Linked DNA regions of Mus musculus: region 2 is linked to region 1. The links are chromatin loops, found by intact Hi-C in ENCODE. Cell type or tissue: left cerebral cortex. All regions are shown on one strand.

Region 1 (8,000 bases):
CTAGAGAAAGTACCCAAGGAGCTAAAGGGATCTTCAACCCTATAGGTGGAACAACATTATGAACTAACCAGTACCCCTGAGCTCTTGACTCTAGCTGCATATGTATCAAAAGATGGCCTAGTCGGCCATCACTGGAAAGAGAGGCCCATTGGACACGCAGACTTTGTGTGCCCCGGTACAGGGGAACGCCAGGGCCAAAGGGAGGGAGTGGGTGGGTAGGGGAGTGGGGGTGGGTGGGTAAGGGGGACTTTTGGTATAGCATTGGAAATGTAAATGAGCTAAATACCTAATAAAAAAAAAAAAATTAACAAATGGCCCCAATAGAGTCTTTAAACTTTCCTCTGAAACTTCACAAGCCAGGCCTCCATTGTCTGTGTTGCCCTCAACACTCTTATCTTCCGAGCTCCTACAGAACACTTCACTGAGCACTGAAGAGTCAATGCCTTTTCTAGCCCAGCATTGCAAAGCCCTGTCACAATCCTCCCTAAAACAACATTGTCAGGTCTGTCCCAGCAGACCTGTGTGTGCCCCACTATCCTGGTTCCAAGTTGTCTTAGTTAAGAGTTTCTATCGGTGTGATAAAATACCATGAACAAAGGAACTGGGGGAGGAAAGGGTTTGTTCAGCTTTCACTTCCACATCAAAGTTCATCATCGTAGGAATTCAGGACGATGAGTTAAGCAGGACAGGAACAAACTAGGAGCTGGTGCAGAGGCCATGGAGGGATGCTGCTTACTGGCTTGCTCCACATGGCTTGTTCAGCTTGTTTTGTTATAGAACCCAGGACCACCAGCCCAGGGATGGCCCCCACCCACAATGGGCTGGGCCCTCCCCAATAAGTCACTAATTAAGTAAATGTCCTCCAGGCTTGTCTGTAGCCAGATCTTATGGAGGCATTTTCTCAGTCGAGGCTCCCTCCTCTCTAGTGACTCTAGTTTGTATCAAGCTGACATAAAGCAAGCCGGTGTAGCCTCTGACAGAGGATTATATCCAGAATACAGTGAGAACTCAAGAAACTAATAATCATAATAATCACAATATTCAATCAAAAGTAGGCCTTGGGACCTGAAGAGAGAAATATTTCAAAAATGTTCATCATCCCTGGCAATTTGGGAAATGCAACTCAAAGGTGCTTTGATGTAAGGAAAAATGAACCATGAGCTCTGCATGTTAATAAATGGAACCAGAAAAGATCATAATTAGTTTCCCAGATCTGGAAAAACCAACGTTATATTGTCTCTCTCTCTCTGTGTATGTGTTAGTTTGATTAGGCTGTTACATCACAGCAATAGTAACTCTCACCTAGGAATTTTAACTCTAGATCCTCAGACAGTGAGACCCCTAACTAAATGCTTTCTTTGTAAATTGCCTTTTGTGATGTTTTGCCACAGCAATAGAAAAGCAACTAAGACTCCTCATCAAGAAAACTTCTCTTTGTAACAGATAGAAACCATTACAGAAAAGCACAACCAACCAAAATGCAGGACTGCAGAGCCCAGTCCCAATAGATACATCTGCAAAAAACAAAACAAAACAAAACAAAACAAAACAAAACAAAAAAAACAAACTCTTGCATCTAAGGCCCAGGGAACACTACAGACCAAGCTGAAAGAGTGTAAGAGCCCGAGGATTAAGGATTCTTTGGTGAGACTGCATCTCCTAGTCATGAGCTACCTCCCTAAAGTCTCACCACCATGGCTGCCTTTACAGCAGCTAACAAGAAGAAAAACAATAGGTGCGCTAAAGTGGACAGGGGAACCCCCACAACTCCTCAGTCCTACACAAGACATGATAGGCAACTAAGGAATACTCAGAGTGGAAAAAAAAAAAATCTTCTTCCCCAGGGAAGAGCCCAGCCAAATGATCAGCGTTGAAAACATGCGTACAACTAACATTATACAGACCAAGCAAGTAATATTTAGGAATGTATATGTATGTACATTATATATGCATATAATAAAACTTAATTTGAAAGGAAGCTATGAATCTGAGAGAAGGTAGAATTACATATGTGGGAGGGTTTGGAGGGAGGAAAAGGAACAGAGAATGGTGTAACTATATTATAATATTATGAATAAAATAAATAATTTAAAAAGTGAATAAAGGTTAAAATAACCATGATGCACGTAGCACCACCTAACAAAAGAGCCAATATGCTGCCAGCAAGATGAGATTAATTCAATGTATTCCTCCCAGGTGCCTTCCACACCTTCCCTGCAGTGTTACCATTATAATGATCTAATGTTTACCAGTCTTGTATTTCTTTATAGTCATATTATCTACATCTACTTTGAGTCAATAGTAATTGTCTTAGTTTGCTTCTATTGAGGTGATAAAGACCACGATCAAAGTTAACGCAGTGAGGAAAGGCTCATGTCATTGCACTGCTTAGAGACTACCCTTAAGGGAAGTTGAGGCAGGAACCACAGCAGAGGCAGTGGAGAAGGGATCTTTACTAGCCTGCTCAGTTCGCTTTCTTTTATACATCAGGCCCACCCGCCCAGCCCCGCCCACAAGGGATGGTCCCTCCCACATCCATCATCGGTCAAGCAAACGCCCCAGACTTGCCTACAGGCAATCTGATGGAGGCATTTCATGATGGAGGCATTTTTTTTCTCAGATGACTCTGGCTTGTACCTACTTAATTAAAATCCACTCAAGACAGCAGCACTTTCCATGTTCTAAATTATATGGAATATTTCCTCTATAATTTGCTCTATTCTATACTTCTTTCTGCACACATCCTTCATCGGTTCTATTCGCATACTATGTATGCTGTTTGTGGACTCGTTCATTTTCCTTACAGCTTTTCATTCAAAACGTTCCCCTAAATAACATTAAAACCCAGTTGGATACACTTTAAGAAATTAGACATTGCGCCCTACACAGAACCATACGCCACCACACTCATTTCAACCCCAAAAGGCATTATATTTTGTACCTGAAAACAATAAGCAATATTTGTGTTTTAAAAATAGCTTTACACAGCATTTTTATTATTTGTTTGTTTGTTTGTTTGTTTATTTTACAGCAAATGGAGAAATGCTGAAGGCCTGGGTTTTAACTGAGTCCTCACTTCCGGTTTCTCACCCAACTTCAGGGCTCCCTCCGCAGCCATGCAAATCTCTACAGCGTCTGATTCTAGGGAGCAGGCAGCCTGTGGGCATCGTCCCCTCTCCAGCATTCTCTCTCTTCCTGTTGGAACCCTGTGGATTTACGGCGTTTTACAGGGAGAGTGTGCACTTTGGAAGTTGTTTATTTTACCTTCCACGGCGGGTTTAGGTGTCACAGGGGAGATTTCCAAGATGGCTAATCTGCCAAGTTTCTGGAAGTAACTGTCTTAAAAGTACTCTACATATTCTATGTATGGGAAACAGTCATTTCCCACGAGAGCATCACAATCCGAATAGCTGACGTTCTCATAAAACATCTGCTTCGGCTTCTTTGGGAGCACGACAATTTAATCGGAACAGCTCATTGTGTTTCGGTGTTAAGTTTTATATGATAGTCTTCGGTTTCATGAATTTATTATTATTTTTTTGTGGTTTTAAAATAGAGAATGACAGCATATGCTTAATTGTTTCAAAAAAGAGAAACAGCTAGGATGTTTTCCCCTCATTAGAACACAGACAGGAAAGGCAGCTTGCTTGCAGGGAAGCAGCAAGATGCTGAAGAAATGAAGGGGTGGGGCTGCGGAATCAGCCCTGAATTGGTTAGGTCAGGCTTAGGAAGAAGGGATAATTCGGAATTGGTTAACTAGTACAGACATGAGGAGGTCTGATTGTAGTAAAGTAGTGTTTTACTGTACTGGTACACGCAACTAGAACCCTGCGTGTTGGCTAGTTTTATATCAACCTGACATAACTAAAATTATCCAAAAGGAGAGAACCTCAGTTGAGAAATTCCCTCCATAAAGCCAGGCTGTGGACAAGCCTGGAGAAATTCTTCTTAACTAAGGAGTCATGTGGGAGGGACCAGCCCTCTGGGGGTGGGGCCACTTCCGGACTGGTCATCCTGGGTGCTGTTAGAAAGCAGACGGAGCCGGCCATGAGGAGTAAGCCAGTGGAGGATGGAGTGAGCAGCAGACTGCCTGTGAGTTGAATGGGCCTCAGTATGTGTTTCCCAAGCCCCTTCCCTGAAAGGTCATCTTGGCCACAGCTCTGTGGGTTAACATCTGCATACAGCTGCCATCTCCTGCCCACATACATCTAGTCATTGGGCGATCCTAGTATCTCATTAACACTATTAACAGAATTAACATTAATACTAAGTCCTCTAGTTATTCTACTTGATAATTCTATTTCTCTAATTAGGGTTTAAACGTATTATTTTTCATCACACTTTGCGTGTGTAGGGGGCAAGGCAAGAGTGTGCGCATATGACTGCAGTACCAAGGGCGGCCAGATGAGGATGTCATATACCCTGGAGAAGGAGTTACTGGTACTTGTGAGCTGCCCAACGTGGGTACTACGAACTAAACTCGGGTCCTCTGGAAGAACAGTTTGTTCTCTTAACAACTGAACCCTTTCTCCAGCAGCCCCGCCAAGTTCTTGATGTAATTCTGGCTGATACAACTGTAAGGGTATTTTTGGTGTAAGCTGAGGCTAAGAAAAGAAGGAAGGAATTATGCTGATGTAGTCAGCTATACTTTTCAAAAACATTTACTTAGGCTGCAAAAGGAAAGAGAAATGGTAACGGATGCGGAATGGATGTGGGTGGGTGGATCAGTTACAAAACTTGGTCAGTCGCCCAGAAAAGACTAATAGTATTTGTCATGAACTAGACGAGGACATTAGGAAGATTGCTCCCAGATTTCCAGCTTGTATAACAGGAAGAGGCAACATCTGCAACATGTAGAACACTGGAGAGAACTGGGGCTTCCAAGTGTAGGCGAACGAATAGTGAGTAGTCCAACTAGCTTGGCTCCAAGGACGTTTGATATGAAAAGTCCCTGGGAAAAGCAAGACCATGGGATGTAGTCAGCTGGACTTATGAGTCTTGGAAGAAAGGTTTGGAAGATGTAAGTTCCTGAGACATGGTCAACAACAGTGCCTCAGAGGGAGGTGTAGGAATGGTACTTGAGCAATCCCATTGTTTTGTTACTAGACAGAGGAGAGGTACAAAAAGAAGTGTCAAAACTAAAAGGTCAGTGGGCTGGGTAGTGGTGGCACACAGCACTTGGGAGGCAGAGGCAGGCGGATTTCTGAGTTTGAGGACAGCCTGGTCTACAGAGTGAGTTCCAGGACAGCCAGGGCTACACAGAGAAACCCTGTCTCAGAAAACCAAAAAAAAAAAGAAAAGAAGAAGAAAGAAAAGGCAGAGAAAACACATAGAACCCAGCTATTAACACAGTGCATTGTCTCGTGTAAATATCTGACAGATGAGGAGTATATTTCCAACATGCACACTTCCTTCTCCTACTGATGACAAATCATGTTTTCTCTGCGATTTTCAGAACCCACAGACATGGCTAGATGGTGTTGGGTTTTGAGAGCCTTGGTTTGTATCCTGACATCACCTTCAACCTGTTATGTGGCCTTGGCAAGTTGCCTAACCCCTCTTACTGGTAGAATGGGAACAGAATGTTTACTCTACATTTGTGAAAGTTAGACACAATGATGTAAAGTATGCAGCAGAATATGTAGCTGGGCAGAATACTATGGAAATATTAGGGAATAGCACTGAGAGCAACACAAAACAGAACACAAGTGTGTGAGGGTCTAACGAAGAAAGAGGACACACCTTATTTTGCAGAAATAAGCAAGTAAGGGAAGATCAGACTTCTGTTTCAACCACTGTTCAGTTGCCGTGAAGAGATGCCATGACCACAGCAACCATCGTAAGAGAAAACATTTAATCAGGACATGCTTATAGTTTCAGAGGTTCAGTCCATGGTGGCATGCAGGCTGACATGGCACTGAATAAGGAGCTGAGAGTTTTACTTCCAGATATGCAGGTAGCAGGAAGAGAATGACACTGGGCCTGAACTTGTGCTTTTGAAACCCCAAAACTCACCCCCCAGTGACACACCTCCTCCAACAAGGACACACCTCCCAATCCTTCTCAAGGAGTCTCTCTCCTAGATGACTAAGCATTCAAGAATATGAGCCTATTGGGGGCCATTTTTAGTCAAACCACCACAATCAGGGTGGGGACAACCAAGGACCCTCCATCCCAGGATCCTTGCCAGCTTTCCACCCACCCTGAAGCTTCTTCCAAAATATTGAGGTACACAGAAGGAGAAGAGAAGAGAAGAGAAGAGAAGAGAAGAGAAGAGAAGAGTAGAGAAGAGAAGAGAAGCCATGCCTTCTACAAACTATATGAGCAGGTTACAAATGACAAAATGTTCTGTGCTTTTCTTCACCAAAAGCAAAGCAGACATTCATTCATTCATTCATTCATTCATTGCACAAATTATGTCAGGTTCATGTTGCTGTAATCAAGCACCTAACAGAAACAATTTAAGGGAGGAGAGATTGATTTGAGCTCACGGTTCCAGAGGGATCATTGCATCATGGTGAGGAAGGCATGCTACTGATGTGGCTTGGGTCATGGCAGCAGGAGATTTTGCCTGCCACTTCTTATATCTCAGTGGATCAGGAAGGACATTTCTGATCCACCAGAACAAAAAGCAAGTATTACCTCTAGAGCCCTCTGGTGATCCAATTCTTATCTGTCATAGGCCCAAGGGCTCTACAGCATCCCGTAGTGCACCTGGCTGAGGAAAAAGAGTTTAAACAGCTGAGCTCATAGGGACATTTCAGATGTAAACCATAACACAGATACTTATGGTCATTAATGTAGAGTTGTATGTGTTAGGAACACTGGACAACACTGCACAAAGATCTTGTCCTTATGAAAGGGTTACTCTGGTAAGAAAAGATAAAACTGGCCCGAGCTGTTAAACACCTCTTAAAATAGGCTTGTAAAGTAAACTCCCAGACTATGAGATGAGTTAAAAATCCCCACCAGTATCTGGACAGATGCTTTATAAACTCCCAACCTTGTGAAACTGGCTCTGAGTCCTTGGCTCTCTGTCCATATCTTAGGCTCTGACCTCAGGCTCTGCCCTTCTGTATCTCTTTGTTTGGGAGCAGTTCTACCTCCCTTTGCCATTGTTACATTTGCTGTGAATAAACAGGCTCATCAACACATTAGCAGTGGTCACGAGGATCAGCTGTGATGGTTCACAGGAAGTGCATCACAGAGATTGAGCACATATGTATGAGTAGTGTCCCTGGCTATGTCTAATGAAACCAGCACTTTGAGTTATTAGTTGGTGACAGTGGAGAGGAAAGATCTTGGGACAGGCACAGCCTTGTCTGCTGGGCAGTTAGTGTGCTTTCTCAACTTTGTACCACTTTCCCATACAAGACACGTTGTATAGGAATAACACCTCACTACTGAGACCAGTACATATAAAGCATTTAAAACGGCAATCAGCAAACACTACGAAGCCATAAGCCAGGTGTGTTGAAGAAGCGGTATGCTATAGCCATAACTTGGCCTAAAACTCAAAATTCGGCAAGCAGGAGCAGGAGCCTTCAGATACTGTTTGTGTCTTTGAATGGATTTGGGAGGGAGGGGAGAGCTGTTGATAATAAACACAGTTGTTTGAACACTCAGGGGAAAGATAAAAACAGATAAGTGGGAAAGAGTTAATACCTGAGACAGATGATTTGGTATTTTACCAATAATGAATACTAAATTGTTCCAATGACATAGCTTAATATTTCTCTAGCTGGTGTGTGTGTGTGTGTGTGTGTGTGTGTGTGTGTGTATGTATCAGTAGTTGTCAGAGGATGTTTCTCCCACTGACTCCAGGAGACATTGCTCCTAGAAACTGCGTTGTATATGGCAACAGCTTTGATCACTGTGATTGCATTGGCTTCTGGGGGCTGGTGCCACTACTCTAGGGTAGGATATGGGCGTGCCTTATTTTGTTTCCCAAATAGCCCAGATTATTTCAGTCTGCAGCTGTGACTGAGAGCTGTCTTAGA
Region 2 (8,000 bases), 60 kb before region 1:
CTAGAACCTGAGTCCTCTGGAAGAGCGTCCATTGGTCCTGACAACTGAGCCACCTCTTCAGCACCACAGCTCATTTTTAAAGGGTACCTGGCATTAAACAGGTTTTTCTCTTTGTATATCTTAAGGATCATTTGTCACCTCCTCTTGTCTTCAAATAGACATCTTTTCTCCACTATAGATGGATACATGAGGATGCATGGTTGTTACTAGCAGGAGGAAAGGAGGAGGAGGGTGTTACCACACTACATTTTCCTTTATTGCCTGTCATGGGCTAAATTGTGTATGCTACACATTTGTATGTTCCAATATGTGACTGCCTTTGAAGAGGTAATTAAAGTGAGTTTGCTTGGGTGTACCTAATCCAATATGACTGGTGTCCATAAAAGAAAAGCGTAGGTCACAGATGAGGAAGAAGATGAACATCTACATGATAACCAGACTCTACAGAGTGAAAAATGACCCTGCCATCTCAATGGTGGATACCCATGACTGTAAGGAAACATTTTTGTGGCTTTGTGATTGATTACAGCAGCTCTCGATAAGTGACCAATGGCCTCTTCTTGATATAATAGCTTTCAATTTAAAACTTAAAAAAGAAATTATTTATTTTCATTTTTATGTTATGAGTATTTTCCCCACAGGAAACAAGTTTACCATGTGCATGCCCACAGAGGCCAGAAGATGGAGGTAGATTCTCCTGGGACTGGAGTTACAGCTGTGAGTAGCCATGGGGTACTGGGAACTGAATCTGGGTCCTCTGTAAGAGAAGCCAGTGCTCCTCACTGATAAGCGGATATTAGTCCAGAATCTTAGCATATCCAAGATACAATTTGCAAAACATGTGAAACTCAAGAAGAAGGAAGACCAACGTGTGGATACTTCTCTCCTCCTTAGAATGAGGAACAAAATCCCCATGGAAGGAGTTACAGAGACAAAGTTTGGAGCTGAGAGGAAAGGATGGACCATCCAGAGACTGTCCCACCGGGGGATCCATCCCATATACAACCAACAAACCCAGACACTATTGCATATGCCAGAAAGATTCTGCTGACAGAACCCTGATATATCTCTTACTTGTGAGGCTATGCCAGTACCTGGCAAATACAGAAGTGGATGCTCATATTCATCTATTGGATGGAACACAGGACCCCTAATGAAGGAGCTAGAGAAAGTACCCAAGGAGCTGAAGGGGTCTGCAACCCTATAGGAGGAACAACAATATGAACTAACCAGCACCCCCCCCCCCCAGAACTGTGTCTCTAGTTGCATATGTAGCGGAGGGTGGCCTAGTTGGCCATCATTGGGAGGAGAGGCCCTTGGTCTTTCGAAGATCATATGCCCCAGTACAGGGGAACGCCAGGACCAGGAAGTGGTAGTGGGTGGGTTGGAGAGCAGGGCGGGGGGAGGGTATAGGGGGCTTTGGGGGTAGCATTTGAAATGTAAATAAAGAAATTATCTAATAAAAAAGATAGTAGTGAGTTTAAAAGATAAGAGAGAGAGAGAGAGAGAGAGAGAGAGAGAGAGAGAGAGAAGCCAGTGCTCTTAACCACTGAGCCATCTCTCTACCCCCAAATACATCAAGCTAAAGAAGAACAAGTTCCCTTCAATGGCCATGCATGTTAGGATGAGATACCCCTACTTCTCCAACAATGCAAGGTACACCTTAAAATTTAGAGACTTGGTTTTAATGACAATATCTGCTTCTCCATTTCTACCCTCCTTATACTTAAGTCCTCTGGCACCTGTCACTACTTGGCGACTTCAGTCCCATTTAGACTTAGATCCTGTTACTCTAATTTTTCTTGCTATGGTATGGGCAAGCACATCATGGTTTTCTTGAATGTAAAGCACATCCTTAAAAAGAACTTGGAGTTATCTCATGAATACATCTTGGTTTATTTAGAATGGTCAACCCACATATACAGCTCAAAAGGAAATAAGACAGGCAACCAGGAAAGTGAGGTCGCTGGTGCTCTCCCAGGTAGAGGTCTAACTCTGGGAGATGGGCAGACACAGAGAAGAATGTCCAGAAACGCCAGGGAGGAATGAGTCTTCCTCTTTTGAAGACATTTTAAAAAATGTTTAAAGAAAAGTAGCAGAAGTAGGGATATTTGAAAAACATACCTCAAGTAACGTAGATGTTATAGCAAATAATGTTAGACTTGGTACTCCATTTACAATTATCTCCCTAGAGTGCCATCCTCCAGGTCTGTATGCGGAGTTCTGTTCTTTCCTATCACAATGCCTTTGTGATGTGGCTGTCACAACTGAGTAGGGTATGGATCTGGCTCCATCTCAGTTGTGACAACAGTGTGTCCTCTGCTGCTGCCTTAACTATAGACGTGGACCTGGGTAGTGGATCCTAGTTCAACACACATATGACTCCTGGTGCAAGCAGGACATGAGGCTGTCTCACAGAGCTCTGTCTCACAAAGCCCTCTACTCACTCAGGTAGCTATCTCTGCTTTCAGACCTTTTCAAATATCCAACCCTGAGATGAATACAAGTTGAACACTTGGCTGTCCACAACCTTCTTTGACATAAACACAGGGCTGAGCTAACTTAAGAGCACACGTCGCTGAGGAAGGGGATCGTTAGTGTGTGATCATGGCTCACAAAAGTGGGCAAGATGCTCACGTCCTCCCTCATCCTTGTCTCTGTCTGTTGCTTCCTTTTATCCAGACACTTCCTTTCTCAGTAACCTGCTTTGCATTCTGCGGGCACATCCGAATCCTCCCCTTCAAAGGTAGAAAGCTAAATTGTTTTTAGATAAAAATGCCATTTGCCTCCCTCAAAATGGGAAATTCAATCCTACAAATGACCGTACAAATGAGTGTGGAGGCTGCTTCTCCATTTCCAACATGACGTCACTCAGAATGAGACCTGCTACGGCAGCTGTTGAGCATTCTCAAGAGGCTGAGGAGCCCAAGCACAGCAGAGGCTACACAGAACCGCTCCCCTCGACAAACCACTCCAGGCTCCAAAGACTTAATTGTCAACAGCAACCAAGAGATCTGACAGAGTCAGGGAGTCTATATACCACGTTCAACACAGCACAGAGAGAAAGTGGGAACAGACACTTGCTGTGTGGGTGGGGACGAAGGAGAAGCTCTCAAACGCCAGCTTCTCTGAGTGCTTAACACAGAGATCGAGCAGCCGAGAGCTGCTGGAGCAGCTAGACATCTCTTCTCCTTCTTGCCAGAAGCCTCTTGCCCTGGGACTCCTGTTCTTTGCTTAATGCTGGCTGCCGAGGTAAATGCAGAACGCCTTTCTGAGACTTACTCATTTTGGCTGATACAGCTCAAGCACTTTAGTCTGTGAACTACTCATCCTCTCCAGCCACAGGATTGGAGGGGAAAGTGCTCACTATTCAAGACATCTGGTACACAGTGGGACTATACACAAGTCTTTCTAGAATGCTCGGATGGTAACTGTTATCCCCATAGTTAGGTGAGCTATAAATTGAACATCAGCTTCCTCATTTGTTATCCATAATGAAGACAAAATGAAGGTGAATATTTATTGAGTGACTACTGGGGCCAGGCCTTAGTGTAAGGGACTGTCACGTAGCTTGGGCAGTCCTTTGAAAACCATGTTACATGGGAATTATTTTTTCTATTTTTAAAAGTAAGGATGTTGAGGTTGACCTTATTTCAATTGCCCCAAGTTTCTATACAGGCAGAATCAACTATGATTTGACCTGTCTCTTTCTTCTGTAGTTTTATTCCATGTTATGTTTGGGAACAGGGGGTGGTGACTCCTTTGGTAAAGTGCCTGTCATGTAAGCAAGAAGACTGATCTCAGGCCCCAGCACGTACATCAAAAGTTAGGAACAGCAGTGGGAAGACCTCAGCGCTGGGCACATGGAGTTAGGAAGATCCCTTGGGCAAAATCCTAGCCAACCAGTTTAGATGTCTTTAAGCTAAAGACATCTAAGTCTTTACTCCTAAGACATTCAGGAAGAAACTGTCTCAGACAACAGCAATGTGTAGAACAATTGAAGAGGGAACCTGATATTGACTTTTGGATATTGACTTCTGGTCTCCAGAAGCATAAGCATAAACACACACACACACACACACACACACACACACACACACACACACACACAGAAATGCATACACAAAACCAAACTATGTTCCAACAAACCCTGTATACTTTCAGCCTGCCGTCTGTAGGACTATCATACCTTTAGAGATAAATTACTCCTAACTCAATAAAAGTTCCTCTTTCCTATCTCTTCCCCCATAGCCCTTCTACCTTTTTCTCCTTTTCTAGCCATGAATGAATTTGTAAGAGAGGAAAATATTAACAGTAGGGGAAAGAAATTCGACCATACTCCTCAGAATACTGAAGTGTTAGTCTGGAGGAACCCATGTAAATCTTCTCTCACTGAAGGTACAGTACCCACCTACCCACCCCCCCAAAAAAAGAACAATGGGCAGGAAGACACACAGACACAGAAAGAACCTGGTACCTTTTCCAGCTTGGGGAAAAAAAATCACTAGTCTGTGATGTCATTGTGAGCTGAGGATCTGGCGTGGGAAGCTGGTGACAGTTTGTGTGGTGTGGCCCCTGTTCTGCTTGCTGGGGAGTATTTGAGGGTTTCATTGAGAGAGCCCGGAGTCTTGATAACTCAGGGAGAGTACAGGCAGCTTGCCCTCTGCTGGAGAAACTCGGGGAAGGGACACTGCATCCAAGGCAGGACTGAGGTTGAAAGTCTGGCAGGGTAGAGAGAGGTTAGCATGTTATAGGAGTGGGGATCTAAGTGAGAGAACAGAAAAGTGAAGCCAGTTATTACAAACGGCCTCAGGGCATCTGCAAAACCCATCTTGCTTAGGAACTGCTCAGGATTTAAAGTACAGGGCAGGTGAAATTGGTGGTCCGTGGTTGATGCCAGGGAAACTCATAAAAATCTCCCACGGACTGTTAAGGGTCTTCCTGCTCCTTTTGTTAGCCTACTATTTCAGGTCATCTCTCCGCAATCCCCACAGCTCCATTCTTTCCCTGGGGGGAAAAAAAAAGTTTCGCTTTCCCTTTAGGGAACACAATCCTACACCGCCTCCTGCGGATGCACCTGCGGATGGATGCTCTTCCGGTTTACCAGTTCTCTTACATCTCACTTTCTAGTATTTGTATTATCTCAAACATGAGTCGCATGCTTTGATGGTCTTTTCTTAATCCCTATGGGCATCTACCTGCCACCTTTCATAAAATCCCGCCCCCCAAGATAAAGTCAATGGAGACTCTAAGCTCAGCAGCATCCAGATGTTCCTGCAGCTGTGGAGCCCAGTGGGGACTCTGCCTTCTTACACAGCCGCATACCTTCAGTGTTACACAGAGGCTCTGACACATGAAAGATTCCCTGGAAAACAAAATAAATGCTACTCCAAGCATACTTGGATTAGCCACTAAAAAAAAAAAAAAAAAAAAAAAAAGACATTTGAGATTCAACTTTAAATTATAAAACACTGAAGGACAAAAGTTGTTTGTAAGATATTCTGTTTAATATAAAATCGATACAATTCTCAAGCCTAAAAAACAAATCAAAATGTAGTTGTTATAACCCCACAGAGGGCTTGGGCCAGCAATGGGAGTGGCAGATGCGTCTCCAGATTCTTCACCACCATTCATTCGTCAGAAGAATGGCTTTACAGCTTATAGATTTTGGCCAACCTATGCACATTTTGGCAAGAGGAAAAAAAGTTTACAAACAGAATTTCCCCAAAAGGAATATGGTGGAGGCAGGGGACAGTCTGCCAATCCCCTGCCACCTCTGGCCACACTCCAGACAACCAGAGAGCAGCGTGGAGAGCTCGGGTCTGCAAGCAGGTTTGTCTCAGCAAACAAAGTAAAATCAGAGTTGATACTTTCTTTCATAATCCTAGACCTGGCTGTCTTAGACTATCTCAAGTCATTCCAGAGACAGCCAAGCTGTAAGCTTCCATACTGTTTAAATGTGCCTAAAAACAGGTTATCCAGTGTATTGTGTCTGATTTTTTTTTCTTTTGGAATTATAAAGACCCCTGAAGTTATTTACTGTGCCATCTCAGGGCCTGCTTAGTTAGCTTCCTGTTGAGCGGGTTAATATCCAGTCTGAACATCTCATCTGCATTGTGTCTGATGTAGGCTGAAGGAATCTAACTTGGTATTTGTTGTGTCTCGTGCGGGCTGCAAATGGGAACACACAGCTGCAACACAGCAATCAAAGTGGGGGAGGTGGTAATTGTTCACATTCTCCCACACAGAGTATTCCCGTCAAGGTCACGTATAAATCAGATAGGTGTCAGATCATAAACACCCCTCCACAACTGTATTTCATTATGAAGATGGGAAGCCGCGCTGTTAATGGGTGTCTGAGGACTAAAATCAATTTAACTTACAGGCGCTCGGGTGCTCCAACAGTTGTGAACATGTCTGAATTTTAATAAACACTGATTAGTTTTAATATTATACACGATTTTAAATGTGGCTGGCATGAAATTCTCAATCTAATGGACAGAGAAGTCTGCTGACAAAGATTTATTCTCTGTATTCACTTGTCTGAGGAGATTGTCATAGGTTTGACGGCATTAGCGTTGGATTCCTGCGGATGCTGTGGTGCATCTTGCCTTTTAGAGACATTAACAGTCTCATAAAGTGAAGAAGGTTGACACTCATTTGTCACTTGGAAACAGCAGCAAAATGACACTGAGTGAACGAACCGGGGAGCAGCATCAATCAGGAGGATGTGAATATTGAGGAGAAAGAAGAGAGTGGACGGCTTACAGCTGGCTTCTCAAGAGCAGATCTAGAGCCCACAGCCTGGGCCTCGGGGATGAGCAGAGGTGTCAAGACGAGGCTCCCACAGGGAAGTCACCTCTCAGTGCAAGTATAAGGGAATCAAGACCCAGGGAACGAACCCATTGGAGCTGCATTGGACAGCTAGCTGAGCAGGCTACACAGTGTCGATCCCGCTTCCTCATCTTTTGCTTTCACCACCCAGTGTATGAAATGGATGGGCTCAGCTGAGAGTTAAGGTCAGGGAGACACATGCTGCAGGATTCAGCATCCATCATACGCAGGCTCTTAAAAGGCGCGACTCGTGAAAACAGTTAGGGTAGACGTTGGCGGGTTCTGAAAGGTAAGTGTTGATCAAGCCAAAAAGAAAAAAGAAAAAACTCCAAGCCTGACGACCTGAGGGCCCGTTCCCAGGGCCCACAGGATGGAAGGAGATCCATGCCTTGGCTTTGGATGGCCAAACCTGTGCATTGCTATATGTATGCATTTGGGCACGCGCTCACAGAAACACAAATAAATAAATGCAAAGAAAAAGTCAAATCAGATGTGGTCCTCTGTGGGGAGTGGAGGAGGCCTGAGCGACCGAAGTCTGAGTTTGTTTTGGACAGGGGCACGGCCCTGTTAAGGGTCAAGAAACTCCGGACCCCCAGTGAGGCTCAGAAGGATGTGAAGCCTTCTTCCAGTCCATATGCAGATGTGCAGATGTTAGTATTGTGCACAGAAAATGTTCACTGTAGCTTTTGGCCCCTGGGTCTTCACTGTATGAAGACCGCTCCCCTGCAGAAACCCTCCTACTGAGACTAGCCAAGCCGCCTCCTTGACTGGGCTGTATGGACTAACCCCACCTTCCTGGCCAACTGCATGTAATACACAGGATGATCTCCCAAGTGCTATCTATGGTCCTCCATCTGAGAGCCCAGATCACACAAGATCCTATTCTAGCTTCTCTGTGTGCCTGTGTGTTTGCCTTTTCTCTAGTCCCTCGATGTCCCAGTCAAATCTGTCCCTGGAGACGTGGGAGGATGGGACATTCCACAGTTAATAGTCTCTGTCGGTTGTCACTGTGCCTGCAGGTAGACCCCTCTTACTTCCTGACAAGCTGCCTTTGTTCCTGGGTACCTCCTTCCTGGGAAAAGCTCTTCCAAGCTTGCTTTGTGTTTCCCCTGATCCGGAAATGGAATTGGTCATCTCTCCACGGGTTTGTTGGTGTTGTTGTTGTT

The links. A loop is a pair of places that touch in the nucleus more often than their neighbours do. Peaks named below come from ENCODE experiments on the same cell type or tissue, not always from the same donor. Only the 100,000 strongest peaks of a DNase experiment are listed, where the experiment ranks them.
Region 2: it touches region 1 in a loop (2.0-fold over the local background); 3 of 42 quality-filtered maps call a loop at or near these places.

The regions. Positions count from the first base shown.
Region 1 is chr17:63,657,830-63,665,829 of GRCm38, reverse strand. No RefSeq gene overlaps it. Among named protein-coding and RNA genes, the nearest start is that of Fbxl17, 160 kb to the right of the region's middle. In left cerebral cortex, a CTCF peak has its summit at 4,386; a DNase peak (open chromatin) is centred at 4,662; H3K27ac peaks cover 805 bases.
Region 2 is chr17:63,717,746-63,725,745 of GRCm38, reverse strand. No RefSeq gene overlaps it. Among named protein-coding and RNA genes, the nearest start is that of Fer, 140 kb to the left of the region's middle. In left cerebral cortex, a CTCF peak has its summit at 4,665 (motif pointing left); DNase peaks (open chromatin) are centred at 2,362, 2,976, 4,622, 6,195 and 1 more place; H3K4me3 peaks cover 734 bases; H3K27ac peaks cover 570 bases.